2 separate regions of the Homo sapiens genome follow, and region 2 is linked to region 1. A link is an interaction called in ENCODE POLR2A ChIA-PET data of the cell type or tissue named here. Cell type or tissue: PC-9. All regions are shown on one strand.

Evidence for each region. ChIA-PET counts read pairs that join two places held together with the same protein. Peaks named below come from ENCODE experiments on the same cell type or tissue, not always from the same donor. Only the 100,000 strongest peaks of a DNase experiment are listed, where the experiment ranks them.
Region 2: POLR2A ChIA-PET joins it to region 1 with 9 read pairs; 5 of 35 experiments call an interaction of 5 or more read pairs at or near these places.

Annotation. Positions count from the first base shown.
Region 1 is chr9:111,462,396-111,470,395 of GRCh38, reverse strand. The region is part of intron 2 of ECPAS (Ecm29 proteasome adaptor and scaffold); the gene reads left to right. Among named protein-coding and RNA genes, the nearest start is that of ECPAS, 18 kb to the left of the region's middle. In PC-9, no CTCF peak of the experiment used is centred here; no DNase peak of the experiment used is centred here; H3K27ac peaks cover 854 bases.
Region 2 is chr9:111,572,815-111,580,814 of GRCh38, reverse strand. PTGR1 (prostaglandin reductase 1) reads left to right here. Exons shown (of 10, transcript NM_001146108.2): 7 at 1,864-2,019; 8 at 5,973-6,081. It also overlaps a transcript of ZNF483 not described here. Among named protein-coding and RNA genes, the nearest start is that of PTGR1, 23 kb to the left of the region's middle. RefSeq lists an enhancer at 7,793-7,962. In PC-9, no CTCF peak of the experiment used is centred here; no DNase peak of the experiment used is centred here.

The DNA.
Region 1 (8,000 bases):
GAGGTTGTGGTGAGCAGAGATTGCGCCACTGCACTGCAGCCTGGGTGACAGAGCAAGACTTCACTAAAAAAAAAAAAAAGGCCAGGGAAAGAAAGACTCTTTTCCTCTTCCCTGTTTAAAGAGCCTAGCCTGTAGTAGATCCAGATGCAAGGGTTTCCAGATTAGGGTATCTGCCTGGGCCCTTGGGGGACAGACTGGTGGACTAGGGAACAGAAAGATAATCTGTCTGATTGCCTTAATTCTGGGGTGGGCAGAGTTACTAGCAAAGGACTCCATCAGCAGGGACCTCCTGCTCAGGACTTTGTTGCCTGTGAAGGTACTCATTGCCACCTCTTGGGCCCTGGCTGGAGAGAGGCAGCTCCTGCAGGAACCTTGATGGATTGTCTCTTTCTGGTAATGGATCTTCTCCCCACTCCCAACTTATATTTATGTTTTCTGCTAGACTGCCTGACATTCTCCTTTTAAGTACATTTGCATCTGTTGAGTTCTGTAAAAAAGGCTGGGGATGGGGGTAACTCTTTACAAACAGGAGTAGAGATCACATTTCTAGACATTCTTTTTTTTGAGATGGCGTCTTTTTTTTTTTTGAGACAGAGTCTCGCTCTGTCACTCAGGCTGGAGTGCAGTGGCGCGATCTCGGCTCACTGCAAGCTCCACCTCCCGGGTTCACGCCATTCTGCTGCCTCAGCCTCCCGAGTAGCTAGGACTACAGGCGCCCGCCACCATGCCTAGCTAATTTTTGTATTTTTAGTAGAGATGGGGTTTCACTGTGTTAACCAGGGTGGTCTCGATCTCCTGACCTTGTGATCCATCCACCTCGGCCTCCCGAAGTGCTGGGATTACAGGCGTGAGCCACCGCGCCTGGCGGGACGGAGTCTCGTACTGTCGCCTGGGCTAGAGTACAGTGGCTGGATCTCGGCTCACTGCTCCACCTCCCGGGTTCAAATCATTCTCCTGCCTCAGCCTCCCGAGTAGCTGGGATTGCAGGCGCCCGTCACCACGCCCAGCTAATTTTTTGTATGTTTAGTATAGACAGGGTTTCACCATGTTGGCCGGGCTGGTCTCAAATTCACCTGACCTCGTGATTCACCTGCCTTGGCCTCCAAAGTGCTGGGATTACAGGTGTGAGCCACTGCACCCGGCTGCTTTGTTTTTTTGGAGACAGAGTCTCGCTATGTTGCCCAGGCTGGAATGCAGTGGCACAATTTTGGCTTACTGTAACCTCTGCCTCCTGGGTTCAAGTGATTTCTCCTGCCTCAGCCTCCCAAATAGCTGGGATTACGGGGCCTGCCATCACGCTCAGCTAATTAATTCTTAAAGAAGCATCCTGCTGGCCTCATTTGGGTTTTGCCAAGTATTAGCGTGGCTTTTGGGGAATTGAGATGATATTTCAGATAGATGAAGTGGACTTTAACTTCCGGTTAGTATCTGGTTAGATTTATAATTCACAGGATTGATCTACCAGAAAATACTAGTATTACACACAAAATCTAGATGCCAACTAGGGCTTCCTTATTTTTCCATAGTTTTAGCCTCAAACTCCTAATTGTACTGACTGTCAGAGTCCATTCTCTTCCCTACCTTCCAGCCTGATATTTCCAATTTTTGTGAATTCCCTATACTTTAGTTTCTTATTCTTTTCTTAGTTTCTGGGCTCCCACTTCTGAAAATGTTTCAGCTTGGACGTGAAACACACACACACACACGTTTGAGCTTGGACATGAAACACACACACACGCTCGCTCTCTCTCTCTCTCTCTCTCTCTCACTCACTCTCTTTGCCCAGAATTGGTATGTCCTAGGAAAAGGCCTTGTTTTAAGAGTGCTTGATTTTCTGCCCTTTTACTGGTTCACCCCTTCCTCTTCATCTTTTTCTGTTCTCTTCCTTTCCTTCTCTCGGCAGTAACTGCTGCATCTCTGCTGGTTTGGAGTCACGTCGTATACAGTTGTCTAGTAAGATTTAGTATCTTCTCCACCTACTTTCTCGCTTAAACCATGTTATAATTTAGTGTGCTAGAAGGAGCATTGGACTGTCTAGGGTTTGAATCAGCCCTGCCACTTAGTAGTTTTGGAATCTTGGTCAACAGAATGTTTTCAAGGCTCTGTTTCCTCAACTGTAAATTGGAGCTAATACTACTTGCTTTACTAGAAGTTCTTTACAGGCAGGTACTGTGTTCCAGTGTGCGCTTGGAGGGTAAAGCCCTCTCTGGGTTCAGCTTGTTTGTTTTTGTTTTGTTTTGTTTTTTGAGGCTGAGTCTTGTTCTGATGCCCAGGCTGAAGTGCAGTGGCGTGATCTCGGCTCACTGCAACCTCTGCCTCCTGGGTTCAAGCAGTTCTGTCTCATCCTTCCTAGTAGCTGGGACTACAGTCACATGCCACCACGCCTGAGTAATTTTTATATTTTTAATAGAGATGGGGTTTCATCATATTGGTCAGGCTGGTCTTGAACTCCTGACCTCAGGTCCTGGGTTCAGCTTCTGAATCTGTGTATCATTCACATGGTGACCTCTGGCAGGTCAGTTAGGTGGTGAGTCTATAAATGCATCTATAAGTGCACCTCACAACATTTTTCTGAGGCTCAGAAGGCCATGTGAAACTGCTTTGTGACTGTGATGTATTTTATATACTTATATCTGTGAATCAGAAGAAAGTAAATACCATTAGAGAGAATATTTCTTTCTGAAATCGTCTATTATAGTGTAATATATTTCTGTAGTAACTTGATAGATCTTTTAAAAAATATCGTGTGGTGTTAGCGGTGGTCTTAGGTATTTTCAGCTTTCTCTTCAATTTCAGCTTCTACTTAAGACCTCTAACCTGATTTGTATTTTAAAATTTACTTTCATATTCAGGAAAAAAATATTTTTTGTAGAAAATTTAAGCAACCTTAAAAAACCTGAAACCTGTCACTCAGAAATTCACGCAAGTAATTCGTGCTCATGAAGTAAGTTAGTAATGACACATAATTAAACAAACCAGAAAGAATCCTCTGAAATTCAACCAAACAGGGATAACATTGCCTTAAATAGAATCCTTTCTCTATTCCTTTTGATAGTATACTTTTCTTGTATAATTTTAAAGGACTATTTTGATGTTCAGGTTGTCCTGAAAGGAAACTGATTTCTCTTCTCTTCTCTCTTCTCTTCTCTTTTCTCATCTCTTCTTTTTTCTCATCTCTTCTCTTCTTTTTTCTCTTCTCTTTTTTAACATGCTTTTTCCATTAATAATGATGTGAGGGAAAAATAAGTAATTGTAGGTTTATTGTTTTTTCTAGTCCTGTAAGAAAATAGCTTTTCCTCCCTAATTTAGAAGTTAAAGTTGTGTTTTTGAGAGAGATCTGAAGAATGTGCTGAAGTCTTTAAACCTTTACTGGTCGTTTTCTTTTTATGCGGGTAGGAGGAGGGAGTGTTCCTTCTTCGTCTTTAGATAGAGAAACTAAAGACAGGCGAATAAGATAAATTTGAATTATTTAAAGGAAAATAAATGAGCTGGGTGTGGTGGCTCACGCCTGTAATCCCAGCACTTTGGGAGGCTGAAGTGGGAGGATTGCTTGGGCAAAATAGGATGACCTCATCTCTACAAAAAATAAAACAACTAGCTGGGTGCAGTGGCATATGTCTGTGATTCTAGCTACTTCCAAGGCTGAGGTGGAAGAATGGCTTGAGACTGCAATGAGCTGTAACTGCATCACTGCACCTCAGCTTGGGCAACAGCAGAACCCTGTCTCCAAAATAAAAACGTGTGTGTGTGTGTGTGTGTGTGTGTGTGTGTGTGTGTGTATTTAGTTATTTATATTTTTAGTAGATTTTTTTTCCTCCTACAAGAATGTCATAGTTAACATGAGCTAAACTGGATTTTTGTTTTGTTTTGGAATTTTAAGATTCTCAGGGTTTTGATACTTTTCCTTTGAGATCAAATGTTCTTTTTGTTCTTTCTTTTTTTTTATTTTTTGAGACGGAGTCTCGCTCTGTCGCCCAGGCTGGAGTGCAATGGCGCCATCATGGCTCACTGCAACCTCTACCTCCCGGGTTCAAGCGATTCTCCTGCCTCAGCCTCCTGAGTAGCTGGGATTACAGATGCACACCATCATGCCCAGCTAATTTTTGTATTTTTACTAGACATGGGTTTCACCATGTTGGCCTGGCTGGTCTTGAACTCCTGACCTCGTGATCACTTACCTCGGCCTCCCAAAATGCTGGGATTACAGGTGTGAGCCACCGTGCCCTGCCTCTTTTTGTTCTTTCATAGGCTTTAAGGTTCCTTTCAAGCTTCAAAGTTCTGTGATTAAAAATTTTTTTTCTTGTCTTTAAAACATGGATTTTTGATTTTTGAAAAATATTTGCTCTGTATACTTTTTTTTTTTGGGACAGGGTCTTGCTCTGTTACCCGGGCTGGAGTGCAGAGGCATGATCTAGCTCACTGCAGCCTCAACCTCCTGAGCTGAAGCGATTTTCCCACCTCAGCCCCCTGTGTAGCTGGCACTACAGGGACGCACCACCATGCCTGGCTCATTTTTCAATTTTTTGTAGAGATGGGGTCTTGCTGTGTTGCCGAGGCTGGTCTCAAACTCCTGGGCTCCAGTGATTCTTCTGCCTTAGCTTCCCAGAGTGCTGGGATTACAGGAGTGAGCCACTGCATATGCTGGCCTGTATGCTGTTTTTTTCTAATCAAAAAATGTATTTTCACTGAAAAATATTTGAAAAGTATTAAGAAAAATTACTGATGTATTTTCTTTCACTTTTTATATAATTATATCATAAAATAAAATTATCATGGAATATATATATATATATATTCTTTTAAAAATAACGAATTATTTCAACCATGAAGGAAAGTATGGAGAGTAATGTTGACATGGAGTTTTTTTTGCTCTTGTAGCCCAGGCTGCAGTGCAATGGCACGATCTCGGCTCACTGCAACCTCCTTCTCCCAGGTTCAAGCAATTCTCCTGCCTCAACTTCCCGAGTAGCTCGGATTACAGGCGCCCGCCACCATGCCTGGCTAATTTTTTTATTTTAAGTAGAGACAGGGTTTCACCATGTTGGCCAGCCTGGTCTCAAACTCCTGACCTCAGGTGATCCACCCACCTCGGCCTCCCAAAGTGCTGGGATTACAGGCATGAGCCACTGTGCCCGGCCTTGGAGAGTAATCTTATTAACATTTATGTATGTCTGACTCATCTTTGTCAAATTTTTACATTTTCTGCTATCAGCTTCAGGTCTTGTATTTTATTTTAATTAATTAATTTATTTATTTTGAGACAGAGTTTTGCTCTTGTTGCCCAGGTTGGTGTGCAGTGGGATGATTTCGACTCACCACAACCTCCACCTCCCGGGCTTAAGCTATTCTCCTGCCTCAGCCTCCTTGTATTTTTAGTAGAGACGGGGTTTCTCCATTTTGGTCAGGCTGGTCTCAAACTCCCGACCTCAGGTGATCCACTGGCCTTGGCCTCCCAAAGTGCTGGGATTACAAGCGTGAGCCACCACGCCCGGCCTTATTTTATTTTTTTAAAGAAATAAACATTGCAGATGCAATTCAAACCCCCTGTGTTACTCCTTATCATATCATTTTTCTTTTCTTCCCTTTTTTCCTCTCTTTCCTCCTCCCCTCCTTCCCTCTCCCTTTTCATTCAGAGATTGTCATTACTGTGATGTATCGTACCCAATATGTTTTGTGTTTAAAAACTTTCCATAAATGGGACTAAACTGTACATATCCTTCTGCAGCTTATTTTGTTTGATCTTAGATTTTTCAGATATGGTCTTGTTGGCTCATGTAACATGTAATCCTTGTTTATTTATTTCCATCGTTGTGTGACTCTGCATAATTTATTCCTTCTCATGTTGACTGATATTTAGATTGTTTTTATATTTTTGCTTTTACTAATCCTGGGCTGTGAACACTTTCACACATGTGTCCTTGTGCTTGTCTCTTCCTGGGAGAGTTCTTTTTTTTTTTTTTTCTTTTGAGATAGGATCTTGCTCAGTTGCCCATGCTGGAGTGCAGGGACACGATCACAACTCATTGCAGGCTTAAGGGATTCTCCCACCTCAGCCTCTCGAGTACTGAGTAGCTGGGACTACAGGTGCATACCACCATGCCTGGCTAATTTTTTTTTTTTTTTTTGGTAGAGATGGAGTTTTGTCATGTTGCCCAGGCTGGTCTTGAACTCCTGAGCTCAAGCGATCTGACTACCTCAGCCTCCTAAAGTGCTGGGATTAAAGGTGTGAGCCACCACACTCAGCCCCTGGGAGAGTTTTTTTCTAGGACGGTGTTACATAAAGTGTTGTCTGAGCATTAGGGAGTTATTTCTTGCAAATAAGGAACTTGCATCAAAATGTAAATCAACTATCACTGTTAATTTATTTAACACTTCTTATTCTAGAAGCACTTTTTCAATAAAAAGTGTTCCTTATCTCTTTGCTGACTGGTGATAAACAGTTTGTAGATGGGCTTCTTGAATGGCAGAATTGCTAGGTGGAAGGGTATGTTCCTCTTCAACTTTGCTAGAGATGTCTTTACTGCAGAATTGCTCTTCAGAGATTGTATCAATATGTACCCCATCAGTAGTGGACCAGAGTTCTTGGTTTGTTTCCCATCTTTGCCAACATTTGGTACTGTTAGATTTGAATCTTTTTTTTTCTGATGTGTAGTCCATTGTTCTCTGATTCTTAATGGCATTTTTGTCAATCTCAAGTTTTCATGTATTCCCAGTTCTCTTTCTGTGTTCTCTGTTTTAATCTATTGATTTGTCTATTTGCTGACCGGTGCTTTTGTCACACTCAATCTTAATAATTGTCATAGCTTTATAAGTCTTGAAATCTGATTGAGCCACTCCTACTGCACTTTTATGGAAAATTGACAGTTACTCTTGGCTCTTTGCTGTTTCATACTCTGTTCCATTCATATTCCAAAGGAATTTTATAATTTTTTTCAGCTTTCACAAAGCACTCTGTTTTCTGTAGAGAATGTTTGACTGTTGGGGGCTTCCCATCTTTGCAATATTGAGTTTATTTGTGAGCATTAGTGCTGTTTACCAGATATTTCTAGTTCTCTCTTTTGGGCACAAAATAGAATTTAGTGCTGGGGACACAGTGAGAGACATGTGATTCACCACAGAAGTTTCACCACAGAAGGGTTGAATTGAGCCAGAAGGATTGAGGATATGGCACTAACTAGCGGTGTTTGAGATGGTGTTGGCTCTATCAGCCGACTGTAGTGAGCAGAGCCCTCCTCCTGATCTATGACTGAGGCATGGTCTAAGTGAGAAACTAATGTTGGTTGTTTTTAAGCCATGGAAATTTGGGGGTTATTATCACTAACCTATCCTGACATGGAAATCCATGAATGTAGTTGGGTGTGGTGGCTCACACTTGTAGTATCAGCACTTTGGGAGGTTGAGGTGGGTGGATCACCTGAGTGAGGTCAGGAGTTTGAGACCAGCCTGACCAACATGGCGAAACTGCATCTCTACAAAAAATACAAAATTAGCCAGGTGTGGTGGCGCATGCCTGTAATCCCAGCTATTTGGGAGGCTGAGGCAGGAGAATCGCTTGAACCTGGGAGGCAGAAGTTGCAGTGAGCCGAGATTGCACCACTGCACTCCAGCCTTGGTGACAGAGTGAAACTCTGTCTCAAAAAAAAAAAAAAAAAAAAAATTCCATGAATGTTGTGCTTCTCCATTAATTTAGATCTTATGAATTATAGTTAGGATTATAATTTTCTCTGTAAAGGACTATGACATGTTTCATTAGATTTATTTCCAGATAACTTGTAGTTTTATTGCCATTGTTAATTATATGTTTTTAAAAACTACATTGATACTTTGTTCTCATTTATCTCAGTTGACTTCTGTACTCTGATCTTGTATGCAACATAATTAACTTTCTTATTTTACATACCCTATCCCATAAATATCATGTAATCTGTGAATACTGACAGTTTTTAGTATCTCCTACTTCCATATTGCATTTTCTAGCAGTTCCAGTTCAATTTGCTTGG
Region 2 (8,000 bases), 110 kb before region 1:
GAAAATTTTGATGCATCGACAAAGATTGGAAGTCAGAGTCAGCTTTTTTTTTTTTTTTTGAGATGGAGTTTCGCTCTTGTTGTCCAGGCTGGAGTGCAATGGTGCGATCTCAGCTCACCGCAACCTCTGCCTCCCAGGTTCAAGCTATTCTCCTGCCTCAGCTTCCCGAGTAGCTAGGATTACAGGCATGTGCCACCACGCCTGGCTAATTTTGTATTTTTAGTAGAGATGGGGTTTCTCCGTGTTGGTCAGGCTGGTCTCGAACTCCCGACCTCCGGTGATCCACCCACCTCAGCCCCCCAAAGTGCTGGGATTACAGGCGTGAGCCACCGCGCCTGGCCCAGAGTCGGATTTTAAGGCTGTTTGGTTAAAAAAGAGGAAGAAAACCAGATGATTGGACATGGATCATAAGACAAAGGAAAGCTTCTCCTTTGAGCCATGTTTCAGGTTTGGATAACTGAGTGGTATCATTCTCTTATAATAGTGGATAGAAAAGAAATAAGTAAGAAGCAAGGAAAAAAGTATATTCCCTTTTGAACACACTATTTATGAGGGACCTACAGGACATCCAAGTGTGAGGACATCTATAGGTTGTTGGAAATACTGATTTGGAACTCAGGAGAAAAAAAATGGGCTAACATTAATAGATAGAATTAATAGATTAATTAATAATCTGCATAAAGGAGGTCATAAGAGTGAAAGAGATCATCCTATGATAGTCTATAGTCTTAGAAGGAAAAAGGACCAAGGAGGGCTCTCTTGCAATAGTTTTTTCTGGAATCATGAAGGAATGGAAAAAGCCTGTGGCCGTCACTATTTGTACAGAGATTCATGTAAATCCAACTGGGGTTTTTCCTCGATTGAAAATGCACAGTGGCACATATTCTGGTCTTCATAATACATTTAGAGTATAAGGGAGCTTTCTGAAAAGCTAGTTTCTATGAACCACTATAATCTGTAGTGTCATCCTGAAAGTGCTTTTCAGAATGCTTCCTAGCTCCTCTGTGATTAGGAAGCGTGTAGTCTGGTGCTTTGGACTAAATCAAAGGATAAAGGGGGCCTGGTGCAGTGGCTCATGCCTGTAATCCGAGCACTTTAGAAGGCTGAGGCAGGAGGATCACTTGAGCCCAGGAGTTCAAGATCAGCCTGGGCACTTTAGGAGGCCAAGGCAGAAGGATCACTTGAGCCTAGGAGTTCGAGATCAGCCTGGGCAATATAGTGAGACCCTGTCTCTGTGAAAATTTAAAAAATATAAGGCCAGATGTAGTGGTATGCACCTGTGGTCCCAGCTACTTAGGAGGCTGAGGTGGGAGGATCACGAGCTTAAGAGGTCAAGGTTGCAGTGAGCCATGTTCGTGCTACTGCACTCCAGCCTGGGCAACAGAGTGAGACCATGTCTCAAAAAAATATAAACATTTAAAAAATCAAAAAAGGATAAGGGGGCAGTTACTAGGAGGGCTGTCTGTGATGTGGGAGTCACAGAGCTGAGACAAAATAATAGTCTGAAGAATGACTGTACCAAGAGATGGCATACACTGCATTGCAAGGAAGAGAAGCCCAGAAACAAAGAACCAAGGAAGTCAAATGGATCGGTTGTGAAACCAGCTGGTGGAACTATGAACCAAATAAATGCAGAAGGGACCTGCTGGGTGGTCAGAAGCAAGCTGAAGCTGAGTTGTAGGATGGTCCGGGGACTGATTTCACCTATGGGATCTGTTGGCCCATTATGGTATTCCTTTTATATGTGGCTCAGCACCTAAGAGAGTGTTCCTAGGGAACCTAGGCATACGAGACCAGGAAAGTAGTGTTGGTCCATGCTTGTGACTTATTCATGGTTTCCTTTTTTTTTTTTTTTCTACTTAGGGCTGCAAAGTTGTTGGAGCAGTAGGGTCTGATGAAAAGGTTGCCTACCTTCAAAAGCTTGGATTTGATGTCGTCTTTAACTACAAGACGGTAGAGTCTTTGGAAGAAACCTTGAAGAAAGCGTCTCCTGATGGTTATGATTGTTATTTTGATAATGTAAGTACAAACTGGACTTAATATCTAATTTATTATGGAAGTACTATATAAAGCAGGAGTCTCCTACCCCTGGGCCATGGATGGTTAGTGGTCCATAGCCTATCAGGAACTGGGATGCACAGCAGGAGGTGAGGGGCAGGTGAGCAAGCAAAGCTTCATCTGTATTTACAGCCCTTCCCCATTGCTCCCATTACTGCCTGAGCTCCGCCTCTTCTCAGAACAGTGGCAGCATTAGATTCCCATAGAAGTGTAAACCCTGTTGTGAACTATGCATGTGAGGGATCTAGGTTGTGCGTTCCTTATGGAGATCGCACTACTCAGGTGCCTGATGATGCCTGATGCCTAATGATCTGTCACTGTCTCCCATCACCCCCAGATGGGACCGTCTAGTTGCAGGAAAACTCACCCACTGATTCTATGGTTATGGTGAGTTGTATAATTATTTCATTGTATATTACATTGCAATAATAATAGAAATAAAGTGCACAATAAACACAATGTACTTGAATCATCCTTGAAACCATCCCCCCAACAATCGATGGAAAAATTGTCTTCCAATGAAACTGCTCCCTGGTGCCAAAAAGGTTGAGGACCGCTGATACAAGGGAATATATTCCTAGAGTTTCCATTTTGGGGTACATGAAGAAAGTATATATGCCTTTTTTAAAAAACAGCTTTATTGAGATATCATTCATGTACCATGTAATTCACTCATTTAACGTGTAGAAGTCAATGTTTTTTACTATATTGGCAAAATTGTACAACCAGTTTAAGAATATTTTCATCACCCCCCCCAAAAAACGCTACTCATTAGCAGTCACTCTCCATTACCACCCTCCTCCCCACTAAAAGTGGTCTCTTATGACTGGCATCTTTCACTTAGCAAAATGTTTTCAAGTTTCATCCATATCATAGAATTTATCAGTGCTTTATTCCTTTTTTTTGTTTTTTGAGACAGGATCTCACTCTGTCACCTAGGCTGGAGTGCAGTGGTGTGATCGTGGCTCACTGCAGCCTCGACCTCCCTCGCTCAAGCAATCCTTCCACCTCAGCCTCCCAAGTAGCTGGGACTATAGGGATGTGCCACCACACGCAACTAATTTTTATATTTTTAGTAGAGATGGGGTTTCGCCATGTTGCCCAGGCTGGTCTGGAACTCCTGGGCTCAAGCAAACCTCCCAACTCGGCCTCCCAAAGTGCTAGGATTACAGGCGTGAGCCACCACACCCAGCCTGATGGGTATTAGCTTATACTTTCTGGCTATGAAGTATAATGTTACTATGAACATTCATGCAGAGGTTTTTGTGTGGATTTTTCATTTCTTTTAAGTATATACCTATGAGTAGAATTGCTGGGTCATATGATAATTTCATGTTTAACATTTTGAGGAGCTGTCAAACTGTTTTGCAAAGTGGCTACAGTACTTTACATTCCCACAAGCAGTGTATGAGGGTTCCAACTTCTCTACATACTCACCAACACGTGCTATTGTCTGTCTTTTTTATTATAACCATCCTAGTAGGTTTGAAGTGATATTTCATTCTGATTTGAGTTTGACTTGCATTTCCCTATGGCTAACAATATTAAGGATCTTTCAACGTATGTATTTGCCATTTGTATATCTTCTTTGGAGAAATATCTGTTCAAAATCTTTGCCCATTTTTGAACTAGGTTATTTGTGAGGTTGTAAGATTTTTTTTTTTTTGAGACAGTTTTTTGCTCTGTCATCCAGGCTGGAGTGCAGTGGCGCGATCTTGGCTCACTGCAACCTCCACCTCCCGAGTTCAAGTGATTCTCCTGCCTCAGCCTCCCGAGTAGCTGGGATTACAGGCATGCACCACCATGCCCAGCTAATTTTTGTATTTTAAATAGAGACGGAGTTTCGTCATGTTGGCCAGGTTGGTCTCGAACTCCTGACCTCAGGTGATCCACCTGCCTTGGCCTCCCAAAGTGCTGGGATTATAGGCATGAGCCACCACACCTGGCCAAGAGTTCTTTACATCTTACCGATACAAGTCCCTTATTAGATTCAGTGGATTTTCATTATTCACAATATTTATGTTCTATAAGGTCACCACCAAGGCTGAAAACCATTGCTTCTAGGGGAAATATGTACATGTTTGCACATATCTCACATAGACTATAATCTGAAATCCTTAAAACAACTCATCCTAGTAGCTTTTATTTTATGAAAGACAAAAGGAGGTTCAGAAGTGTTAAGTAACTTGCCTATGGCCACTCCACTAGCTAATACCCCCAGAGTTGGGATTCATACTCCATCCAGCTCTTCCCCGAACCAGAGCCTCTTGAACTGCACTGCAGTGGCCCCATCCTCTGGTCATCTCTGTGTAACAGTTGAAACAAGAAGGCAGAGCATGGTCTTATTCAGCCTCAGAGAACATCTGCATCTTTTTTACTGCTCCATGTATGTCTGCAAGTGACCAGGGAAAGCTTAGTGAGTACTGGTTTGAGGTTACAAATAAAATTTTAGCAAGTAGTTTACAATATGCAAATATGAAATCCACTAATAATGAGGACCAACTCTATATGGCTTGCAAATATTTTTTCCTATTCAGTGAATTGCCTTTAACCTTCTTTCTGTTTTTGTTTTTGCCCTTTTTTTTTTTTGAGACTCAGTCTCACCAGTCTCACTCTGTCTCCCAATCTGGAGTGCAGTATGTGATGACAGCTCACTGCAGCCTTGACCTCCCAGGTTCAAGCCAACCTCCTGCCTCAGCCTCCCAAGTAGCTGGGACCACAGACATGCACCATCATACCCAGCTAATTTTTATGTATTTTTTTTTTGTAGAGATGGAGTCTCACTATGTTGCCCAGGCTGGCTTTCACTTTCTTGATGGTATTCTTTGAAGCATGAAAGTTTTAAATTTTGATGAAGCCCAATTAATCTATTTTTCTTTTGTTCCTTGAGCTTTTGGTGTCATGTCTAAGAAGGCTTTTCCTTTCTCAGAGTCATGAATATTTATTCCTGTGTTTTCTTCTAAGAGTTTTATAGTTTTAGCTGTTACATTCAGGTCTACGATGCATTTTAAGTTAATTTTTGTGTGTAGTATAAGGAAGAGGCCCAATTGCATTATTTTCCATGTGGAAATCCAGTTGTTCGGCACGTTTATTGAAAGGACTATTTTTCCTCTATTGAACTGCTTTAGCACTTCTGTAGAAAACCAATTGATCCTAAATGTAAGGGTTCATTTTTGGACTCGTGATTCAGTTCCATTGATCTGTATTTCTACTCTCACACTATCTTAATTAATTTAGCTTTGTATTAAGTTTTGAAATTGAAAAGTGCCAGTCTTCCAACTTTGTTCTCTATACACCTTTTGAGTATTTTTCCATACCTTTAAATTATAAGACAATGAGGTTATTGGACTGATCAGAGAACCTCAATATATAATAAAGGAAAATGTATAAGTTATAAAAGGTATGGTCTTAGAATCAAATGAAAAAGCCTGTTTATTTATTTTTCTTTTTTTCTTGAGATGGAGTCTTGCTCTCTTGCCCAGGCTGGAGTGCAGTAGTGTGATCTCAGCTCAATGCAACCTCCGCCTCCTGGGTTCAAGCAGTTCTCCTGCCTCAGCCTCCCAAGTAGCTGGGATTATGGGTGCCCACCACCATGCCCTTCTAATTTTTTGTATCTTTAGTAGAGACAGGATTTTACCATGTTGGCCAGGCTGGTCTGGAACGCCTGACCTCAGGTGATCCACCCACCTCAACCTTCCAAAGTGTTGGGATTACAGGTGTAAGCCACCGTGCCCGGCCGAAAATGCCTGTTTCTAATGTCTTTTTCTAACTGCAGTCTTCTGCACTGTTGGGCTAATTCAGTCAGTTTTGTTGCTGCTAAAACAGGTATTGTAAAATAATGCTTGTGACTTAATGATTCTCCTGAATCTCTAGTATTTAGATTATTTAACATTTTGTCTTTGCTATCTGTTTAGGTAGGTGGAGAGTTTTCAAACACTGTTATCGGCCAGATGAAGAAATTTGGAAGGATTGCCATATGTGGAGCCATCTCTACATATAACAGAACCGGCCCACTTCCCCCAGGTAATGAGCACATGCACACGATCCCATATGTCACAAGGCTGGACAAGGAGAAAATTCACAGATATGCCATAGGCCAGTGACTCTGAAATTATTAGAAAGATTTTCATATATTCTTTTTTTTTTTTTTTTAAGACAGAGTCTCACTTTGTGAGTGCTCAGGAGTTTGAGACCATCCTGGGCAACATGGCAAAATGCCGTCTCTACAAAAAATACAAAAATAAGCTGGGTGTGGTGGTGTACACCTGTAGTCCCAGCTACTCAAGAGGCTGAAGTGGGAGGATTGCTTGAGCCTGGGAGGCGAGGCTGCAGTGAGCTGTGTTCCTGCCACTGCACTCCAGCCTGGGTGACAAAGTGACAGCCTGTCTCAAAATAATAATAACAAAAACAATAACAAAAGAAATAAAAATATATATAATTTCACATATTTTGTGCTAAATCAGCTTATATTAGATTTTTATGTAGAGAAACAGCAAGATCTACAAATATAAAAGAAACAGTTATTAAAAGTTTTAGTTTTTACCTATCATTTAATGCAAAACTGTAAAAAGACAGTGATGATTTGATTTAGAAACAGAACACCTTGGTCTGGCTGGTAAAATATTCAGGTTCCTCTGGATATTAGAGACATTGCTGGAGGTGCGAGAGGAATAAAGTGTGACTTGCTGTGGGTGAAGGGAAGAGCAGACTGCCATGCCCTTCAGAAATCTTGGGCAGTGCTTCTTGGAGCAGTAGGGCGTCTTGGCCTCAGCAGGCTGACAATTGCCACTAAAAGGGAAGGGAGCAGCAGCTTCCCTCCATTCCTTGATTGTCCTTGTTTTATTTCTCTGGTGCCCTGCCATGCGCTCCATTCCCCACTCCCTACTCTCTTATGCTGAAACCACATCCCTCCCGCTCCACACTCTGAGGTCCAAAAGCAGTATCAACCAGAGAACCATATTCATTAAATCCCAGTCCTGTGAGATGCCTTGTACAGGCCTCTCATTTTATGGGTGTGGAGAGGAATGGCCAAGAGGACCAGAGACTCTTTAACTCCTATTGGCAACAGACTCAAAACAAAGACCAGTCTTCTAAGCTCCTCATACAGAGTCTGTTTCTGCTACAGTGATTCTGTGCTATTAAGAGAGATCACAAATTACCTATGGTCCCCCCCCAAAAAAGGAGAAAGTACGAGAAAGTAGGAAAAAAAGGAATCTTCCAGACTCTAATCAGGATCCAGGCAACCATAAATCAATGGTTATTTATTCTATGATGAGCTTGACTAATGGGAATGAAACCTTATAGCCCCACTGGTTAACCACCACACAACTGTATGGAGATGGGGGGGCTAGAAAGGAAGGGGCTGACAAAGGGCAACTTGTAGATTCCCTCTCAGGTTGTGAAAAATCAAAATCATTACCAAGAAGGAAACTCCAGATTTACTTGGCAATCTTATTGTTAGGGACTTTTTTTTCCCCCTATAATTTTCTAACTGGTGCTAAGCTGGAATCATGGGAAATTGTCTGCCTGCCAACTGAGCAAAGCTGCAGGAGGCCTTTTCTTAACCACAGTCCGATTAGGAATAGCCAAATATTTTGGATACAGTAACTCGATCTAGTCTTTTTAGCAATTAGTCTTTGGAAGCTCAGCTGCTCAGACAGGACTTTGAGATGTCAGCTGGCCTTGTCCGTTCCATTTTAATCAGATGGAATTCTGCCCTGCCACAGAGCCCCAGAAATTCTAACATATTCCACTGTTAGGATAGCTCAGAGGCAAGCAATGATTTCCTCCAGGTTTAATGCTACATATGCTTTTTTGCTCTCAGTAAAAAAACAAAAACCAACATTCTCATCAACACGCACAAATCCAGAAACAGCATTTCACTTTCATTTTGCTTTTTTGTTTATTGGTTTGTTTGTTTTGAGACAAGGTCTTGCTCTGTT